Linked DNA regions of Homo sapiens: region 2 is linked to region 1. Evidence: chromatin loops called from intact Hi-C (ENCODE). Cell type or tissue: PC-3. All regions are shown on one strand. Links, peaks and the distances in the headings refer to the core of each region. The heading gives the core; the rest is flanking DNA. Region 1 has its middle 210 kb from the start of LINC02671. Region 2 overlaps LOC107984239 (a long non-coding RNA gene).

Evidence for each region. A loop is a pair of places that touch in the nucleus more often than their neighbours do. Peaks named below come from ENCODE experiments on the same cell type or tissue, not always from the same donor. Only the 100,000 strongest peaks of a DNase experiment are listed, where the experiment ranks them.
Region 2: a loop joins it to region 1, with 3 times the contacts of the local background. A loop is called at or near these places in 1 of 110 quality-filtered maps.

Annotation. Positions count from the first base shown.
Region 1 is chr10:64,707,782-64,712,194 of GRCh38, reverse strand. No RefSeq gene overlaps it. Among named protein-coding and RNA genes, the nearest start is that of LINC02671, 210 kb to the left of the region's middle. In PC-3, for the core only: no CTCF peak of the experiment used is centred there; DNase peaks (open chromatin) are centred at 2,684 and 3,054.
Region 2 is chr10:64,757,823-64,762,235 of GRCh38, reverse strand. All of the region lies in intron 2 of LOC107984239 (a long non-coding RNA gene), which reads right to left. Among named protein-coding and RNA genes, the nearest start is that of LINC02671, 160 kb to the left of the region's middle. In PC-3, for the core only: no CTCF peak of the experiment used is centred there; a DNase peak (open chromatin) is centred at 1,665.

The DNA of each region.
Region 1 (4,413 bases), core at 209-4,208:
ATCAGAAAAGGAGCAAAACATAAGGGTACAATACTGATAACAAAGTCCCTAAGGAGATAGAAATTTGTTGTTGTTGCTGTTGTTGTTGTTATTGTTGTTTCTGAAACAGAGTCTCACTCTTTCACCCAGGCTGGAGCGCAGACGCATGATCTTGACTCACTGTAGCCTCCGCCTCCAGAGTTTAAGCAATTATCCTGCCTCATCCTCCCTAGTAGCTGAGACTATAGGCATGCACAACCATGCCGGCTAATTTTCGTATTTTTAGTATTTTCGTATTTTAGTAGAGACAGGGTTTTGCCATGTTGGCAGGGCTGGTCTTGAACTCCTGGCCTCGAGTGATCCACCCGCCTCAGCCTCCCAAAGTGCTGGGATTACAGCTGTGAGCCACCACACCTGGCTGAGAAATTTGTTTTGAATGTTAAATTCTGAGTATAGTTTGGGTTACAAAATTAGTATCAGTTTTCTTCTCTCTCTCCTTCTGGAATTCCAGTCAGCATGGGCAGCACTATGTTTAGATTGAATCAGATATGTACTCAAGATCTCAAAACACTTCGTAAAAAGTCACAAATTGAGAAGGTGGGGACAAATACCTAAAGTTGAAATTCGTCTCCAGTCAATGTCAATACATTAATTTAAAATATGCCTGAATATAGTTTTGAAAATTTAGTCTTTCTACATAGTAGTTCAATTCACATATTCACCATTAAATCCTGTAAGGCTAATTTTCAATAGTTACATAACCAACTGCATAGACCAAGAAAGTAGTGTGTCTGGGTCTCCTCTGTTAGACGTGAAGCTTCCTCTAAACTCCACCCTACAAGATAAGGAATCTTGCATGCTGTCAGTTAAACTCAAATGCTAGGATTATACCTCTAAAGATTATAACCAAAGATTGTTCTGTAACCATTAGATTTCCATATACATAACCCCATAAGAAGGACCTACTAGATGGAAATAATCTTCTATTACAAAGTTTATTTCAGAATAAGGCTATGCAGAAGAACTGCATTGTTCAAATCTCTCTTATTCATTAATGAATGTGATATGAAATGTAAGCTCATCTTGGACTCTTAATAGATTCTGTACAAATAAAATTAACAATTAACTTAGTATTGTCTTGTTATCTGGTGACTAAAGGGAATCAGGTTAAGGGTCTCTAATCATCCAAATTTATAGTAAAGGCTTTCATACCAAAGTCATGCCTGCTAGACACTCTCTGATATGGTAGTACTAATTTGTAACAGTGGTTAAGCATAGGAAGTCTAGAAACAATAACCAAATTCAAATTCTAACTGTATCATTTGCCAGCTATATGGCTATAACCCAGTTACTTAACTTCTCTGTGCCTCGCTTTCCCCATCTATAAAATGAAGATAATAATAATAATAAAATACACATCTTCTAGGATTGTTGAGGGGACTAATTAGTTAAATGTAAGCAAAGAAGAGTAGCTAGTTCAGGGTCACAATATGAAAATCTTCCCTATGATGGGAAAGGCAATTTAGAATAACTGTTATAAACACAGACACTGGAACCAAAATGCCTGGATTCAAATCCTGGTTCTTTATGTACCAGCTATAATACTGTAACCTTGGAAACATTTAATTAATGTCTGTCTGCTTCAATTTACTTACCTGCAAAGTTTGAAAAATAATAGTAACTAACTCATGTAGGGCTTTGTGGAAAGTCAATAGTAACTACTCATGTAGGGCCTTGTGGAAAGTCAATAAGAGGTTTATGTATAACGGTAAGTTGTTATACATAAACCTTGCTGGAAGACACCTAGCAAAGATAAAGTGGTGTGTAAATGTCTGACATCATATTTTTACTACTGGGATAAAGATTCCAAAATTGCTTTGATAACTTCATATACTGAATATTCAGGAATGTGAAGACCTTGTAATCTAGAGGGTAAAGCATAAATGTCCAAGTTATGGTTTCACTAAGTACGTTCTCTTGTAATCATACAACAATGATTTTATACTAACAACGTGAGTTGCTATAATTGCAGAAATGCATGTTGGTCAAGATACCAAACTTATAAGTGTTAAATACAAATATATCTGATCTGCTATAAAAATTGTCATGAGAAGAGAGGAGAAGGAAGTAGCTGTTTTCACAGGAACTGACCTATCTTCCATACTGGGATATCTGCTTTTATCTAGGGTAATGATCAACAACTACATTTTTACAAAAAGAAAGTAAGATCAGGGTTTGTATGAAAGTCAATATGCTGTTTGTGATCGTGTACTCTAGTTTTGCAAGTGTTAGCACTGAGGGAAACTGGATAATGGGTTCACGGATGTCACTGTATTATTCCTCACAAGTTCATGTAATCCTACAATTCTCTAAATGAAATTTTCAACTCAAAATGTGAACTTTTCCCAAAAATGGAGTCTTGCATGTCCTACCCTTCACCACAATACATCAGAAAAATGTGAATGACACAGAGAATGCAAAAATCAATCAAAAATGATGGAGAGTCTAGAGGAAAAACTATTACATAGCTATTTTAAAATACAGTGTATTCATAGAAAATGTGAGGTATCTTAAAGACAACAGATCAAGAAACACTCCTATTGAAAAGACAGTTTGTTACTCACAGTTCCCAGGAGGACATGGCATGTCACCAAGGTGGGGGAGTGGGAGGGAGTATAGGGCACATGGGAAGCACAAAAGCCAGTCAGGAGAAGGTAGAAGGAGAGCAAGTAACTATGAGCAAGAGCCTGTTTTGTGGTTTCTGCGAGAAGAAACTGGAGAGGCAGAGGAAGCAGGTTTAGGAATGGCTAGCTGGAATAATTTCAACAGGCTCTAGGGCATGGTGGCTGTCCTTAGTTGCCTGGTACCCAACCTTGGGGTAATCAGGGCAGGAAGATAGTGGCCCAGTGAGATCTAGATAAATTAAGTGGTTGGTGTATAGGTTCTGGATTACTTGGCTTATATTTGAAAAAGGCACCCCTAGGAGGAGGACTCCATTAAGTGGGGTCAGAGGGGAGGGGTGATGAGGTGGAAAGAGGCCAAGGGTAGGTGACTCAGATGTAGCAACAAGTTGTTCATAACAAGGAATGTCCAGCATGTGCATGCAGGGCAGATAGTAAAGCATCAAGTTTGCAGAAGCATGAAACATGGTTAATGCAACGTCTAAGTATAGACGCATATGCTTTCCTGGATGCATAAGTAATGCAGGCAGCCAGCATGTGCCAAACATATTAGAAGGAGACAGACCCTTTTAAAATGAATTGGTAATAGCTGAATTTCAAGTAGGGATCTGGGGCATTTGCAGAGGCAGCAGTTAAGTACTTTTTACTAATAGTTACATAGCACTCAGGTGAATACATTCATTTACACGAATTTGTCCAGGTAATTAGTTTTGTCAATTAATAACGTGTGGTATATTTTCACCACTTTTAAATTGGTATTCTTTAAAACATCTGATTTATAGAATAAATTTATATAACATTATATTAAGAAGTTTAATGAACCTAAAAAATTATTAATACAGATATTAAATGTTGTGGGTATAGAATACATAGTGGCACAGAAGCCTGAGCTGCATAATCCATTAGCTTCACCCAAACACAGATGCTTCCTTCCTTTGGGAGCTTCCAAGCATCTTTTAGATGTGCTCATTTTTCCATACAACCTTCAAGTTTTCCCAGAATGCCATGCATAGGCTAATTTCCATCTTCTCCCAGACTCACACAAAATCTCATTAGTGTCAGAAGCTTGTTCCTTCCCCTAGGCTGATCCCCAAGAAAAGCATATATTTGGTCTTGGTGATGGGAAGAAAAAAATCCTCTCAACCTCATCAAGTCATATGCTCCTTCTTCTTAAAGTCCCATAGGCCACCCTCAGTTTCACAGGAAGACTTTTTGATTTTTCAACCTCTTCTCCACCTGAGGCAAACACATTATTTATACCTATATAAAATGCTAGTAGGAAAAAGGATTTTTATTCATTTGCTGATAATCACTATTTTTTTGTACTCTCCTTTAAAGTATACCCAGCTCTTATTTTTTGTTTGTTTGGGTTTAATCATGTGGTCTTAATGTTAAATCATTACTTTCCCATTAAACTGTCTTTGCATTCCTTAGACAAAGTCCCAACCTGCTAGTCCTTGTTCTGCATGATAGGAATAGAAACACTGATACTTGCACATTATAGAGGTTTTGTGAAGACTATAAGATATAATAGAGGCAAGTCACTAAACATAGTATCTGATAAATACTAAGCACTAAAATTTAGTTATTATGGATATGATTATCTAAAAACTCTAGATAAATTATATATGGTGCTTGGTTATTTTGTTTCTGTTTCAAAGTTACTGTGACATTAGTGATATAAAATAAAAATGAGGAAGTAGATAATCCTAAAAAAGCCAGCATAAAAAATGGATTCATGATGTATTTAAGA
Region 2 (4,413 bases), core at 128-4,127, 50 kb before region 1:
ATTCACATCATTTACAATTGGTGTCAAATTTTAGAACATGTCATTACAATCTGTAAACACTGTTTTTTTCAAATTTTTAACTTTTGTGTGTGCCCTCAATTTTATCTGCTATTGATATACATTAAATTTCTTTATTGCATGAAAGTAATAAGATAATTAAAAATACCAAGCATATCAGATCAATAAGCAATTTTGGCTGTCCATTTCACTTCCTTAAAAAAAAAACTATGACAAAACTAATTTATCTTTAAGAATCACTTAGAGTTTGTTCCGTATTTCAATCACTCTAAATCCAATATTTTTTTCAATTAAACATCATACTTCTACATGCAATACCACGCACTCATAATTATTTTCCGTATTATCATAAAATTAAAATGTTAACCTTTGCATAACTCACATATAAGCCAACTTATAGTTGAGAGCTGACGAGCTCTTTTTTTTTTTTTAATTTTTTGGCAAGATTTTTTTGTGTGTGTGATGAAACACTGTGACTAAGTGACTATCCCACAGAACATAGATCTACATAAACCTTGCATGTGAAGTCATATTTATTGACAATATTATTTTTTATAGTTGTACACAATTTAGAGCTAGCATTTAGAGCTAGAGTTTATCATATCAATATTATGTTTAAGTTGCTTAAGTTCTAAAATAATTACCTTGTTGGGCTATGAATTTATCAGGTTACAATAAAAAAATACTATGGTAAGTTCATTTTTTCTATTAGTCTTCTCTATCATTAGTTAATTCTTGAATGTGTCAAGGTATAGTGTTGGAGAGCGGTACTTGAGTCAACTACTTTGCTACAGAAACATTTCTAGACAAACCCCTTTGCTACAATCATTCATTAGTTTCTCAGTAATTGTACATGGTGTTTTTATTCTTGGGAAAATGAAGTGCCATGTTATATAAATTCTGCCAAGCACTAATGTTTGTATTCAAAATATTGAACATCTGTTGTCAGCTTTCTATTTTAACACTTTTTCTTTCATATAATTCTGTGGTTTTGAATGCATCTCTTTATGTTGTGTATATAATTGGCCTTAAGTTTGATGCTTTAATCGTTTCAGCAGCCAATTCATCTCCTCAAATAACATACTTTTTAATCATTTCATCACCAATTACAGCTACAAAATGAAATCAATATATGAGAGATAATACTTCCGAGTAAAATTAGTTTGACCTTTTTTTTGGTCTTTGCTTTTTAAAAAAACTTCCATTATCACTATTTAATATACTACTGAAATAAAAGATGTGTCATTTTTTGACAAAAAATGTCCAGTTAATCTTCTTTTACCATATGTAAATTAGCATTAAAATTTTTTAGCCCTTCTTTGAAATAACTTTCATTATTGCAATTTCATATACTACTACTGAACAAAAAAATGTGTCGCAACTTTACAAAAAAATTATTATAAATCTTTACTGTCTCTATATTAGGGTTAAAATTTTGATTACTTAAATAGCTAATAATGGTAAGCTATACATTTAAAATATATCTGATAAAACCTTAAAATTTTCTGTAAAATAAATGAGCACACACATGTTATCATATTTTTATTGAATTACACCTCACAAACCAACTTTAAAACATCATGTCATCCCTTGGTCCTCCTGCGTATAACTAAAATGCAGCTCTTGCCTCTTATGACTCATCAGGCTAGTTGAGCAACACTTGGTCTAGTTTACACCCTGTTTAGTGAGACAAATCCACTGATTGTAAGTGGGATGACATAGAAACGACAATTTGATCAATAGTGTTAAAATGTACACTGCTCAATTTTTGTTCTTATTACAGGCCTGTGACGACCAACTCACAGATAAGTATCAGTCCTCCTATCACATTGAGTAGTGGCGATGCAGCCCCCAGCACCCAGCTGGTAATTTTCACAGATGGAATTCACATCCAAATCTGGCATACTTCAAAGCCCAAGAACTTGCCTCTGCACCATACTACTTCCCGAAGCTATGGGAATACTTACTTTGTACCAAATACATTTTGTACTCAATTGTTCCATTTTCTTCTCTTTCCAGAAAACAAGGCCTTCCCAGTGATTTCAAACTTAAGCTGTTCTACAACAATAACTCTACTTCTTATACTTCTCATACATGATTGGAGGGCAATTAGCAGTGCCTAAAAAAATCCTCAACATTAAAATGTAAGTTTAAGGAAGAGAGTACATTGAAAGAGACAGTCTCTAGGCTGTTTTTTTTTAAACATTTAACTGTAACATAGTTAAAACTATTTCAAATCTAAAGGGACTTTTTTAAATTTATTTTTTATTGTACTTTAAGTTCTAGGATACATGTGCAGAACGTGCAGGTTTGTTACATAGGTATACATGTGCCATGGCGGTTTGCTGCACCCACCAACCTGTCATCTACATTAGGTATTTCTCCTAATGTTATCCCTCCCCTTGACCCCTACCTCTGACAGGCCCTGGTGTGTGATATTCCCCTCCCTGTGCCCATATGTTCTCATTGTTCAACTCCCACCTATGAGTGAGAACATGCGGTGTTTGGTTTTCTGCTCCTGTGTTAGTTTGCTGAGAATGATGATTTCCAGCTTCATCTATGTCCCTGCAAAGGACATGAACTCATTCTTTTTATGGCTGCTTAGTATTCCAAAGACATTTATGTGGCCAACAAACATGAAAAAAAAGCTCATCATCACTGGTCGTTAGAGAAATGCAAATCAAAACCACAATGAGATACCATCTCATACCAGTTAGAATGGCGATCATTAAAAAGTCAAGAAACAACAGATGCTGGAGAGGATGTGGAGAAATAGGAACACTTTTACACTGTTGGTGGGAGTGTAAATTAGTTCAACCATTGTGGAAGACAGTGGGGCAATTCCTCAAGGATCTAGAACTAGAAATACCACTTGACCCAGTCATCCCATTATTAAGTATATACCCAAAGGATTATAAATCATTCTACTATAAAGACACATGCACATGTTTGTTTATTGCAGCACTATTCACAATAGCAAAGACTTGGAACCAACCCAAATGCCCATCAATGTTAGACTGGATAAAGAAAATGTGGCACATATGCACCATGGAATAAAGGGACTATATTTAATTTTACTTTTGAAATGTATTTTTATCCCAATTTCTTTCATTGTCTAGCTAAAAGAGGATTTGAGGTGATAGTGCCTTAAATGGAATGTTTGTTTCTTAGAAAAGCCATTTTATCATTGCAAACAAATACCGTAAATAAGAAAAAAGACAGAGAGAGAAATAGGAAAACTATACTATACTGAGCTTACCAAATAGAGTGTCACCATAAATAATTGCTGAGAATAGCCACTACCAGAAACTTAATTTAAGTATAAAATTATTTTCTCAGATAAAGTATGTGGGCAAAAACAAAACCAGAAAAGTCATAAGAAAGCCCCAATTCTAACAGTGAAAACAATGGATGAACCTGGAGGACACTGTGCTAGACTAATCAGATGGATAGAAAGTAGAATGGTGGTTGCCAGGCCTGGGGTGGGGAAAAGGGAGCAGTTGCTTAATAGGTATAGTTGTTTAATAGGTATAGTTTTATTTTTGCAAGATGAAAACATTCCAGAGATTGGTTACAAAATAATGTGAATATACTTAACACTATGGAACTCTACACCTTTGAAAATGGTTAAGATGGAAAATTTCATGTTGTGTGTATTTTACTACAATTTAAACAAAAATTGTTGTGGTTGCTTCTTCTCATACTCCATTTCATTGGAATTTTCAATAACCTTGAACTCTTAAACCACAATGATCAGTATTGCTATCAGTTCACATAACCTGCCTTCCTGAAATAAAATCTTTATCTATATTTAAAAATGAGGAAACATGTATCAAGTTATATGCAACAGAACCACTGCTCAAATAATATAAATATATTCATTTAAGGAAATAATTTGGGGATGAGTTAATATACTTAAATGGTGTTTGTGAGATATATTTTGACCACTAGTTCCTTTCTGGAACAGCAGAATTTATTGTGAGTAAACTGGGGGATGGGAGGGGAGCATTATGTCTTATTATATGAAATAAAATTAGTATGATATTGTATTGGAGTACAGTTTCATTTAATCGGAAGTTTGTTAAGTCAAGTAGAAGAACAGTGCCAGTAACTTATTACTGGCTTATTCTGTGAGAACTTACTTTCTCAACCTGTTTGAAAGGCACTATAGCAACTAGAAAATAAATTTGCTATTTTACCCTTGTCTCATGGGAGGCCAGGAAAAATCTGCTAAATAAAATACAACTTTCATCACACACTGATGATTCAATGTTTGGGCTTCAGGATTTTGAAGAATAAAATATCAGTGTCACCCTTAATTATGTTAAAGTTGGGTTTACCACTTTTATACAAAAAACATACAAAATATTGAATTTACAGGCGACAGGATCAAAA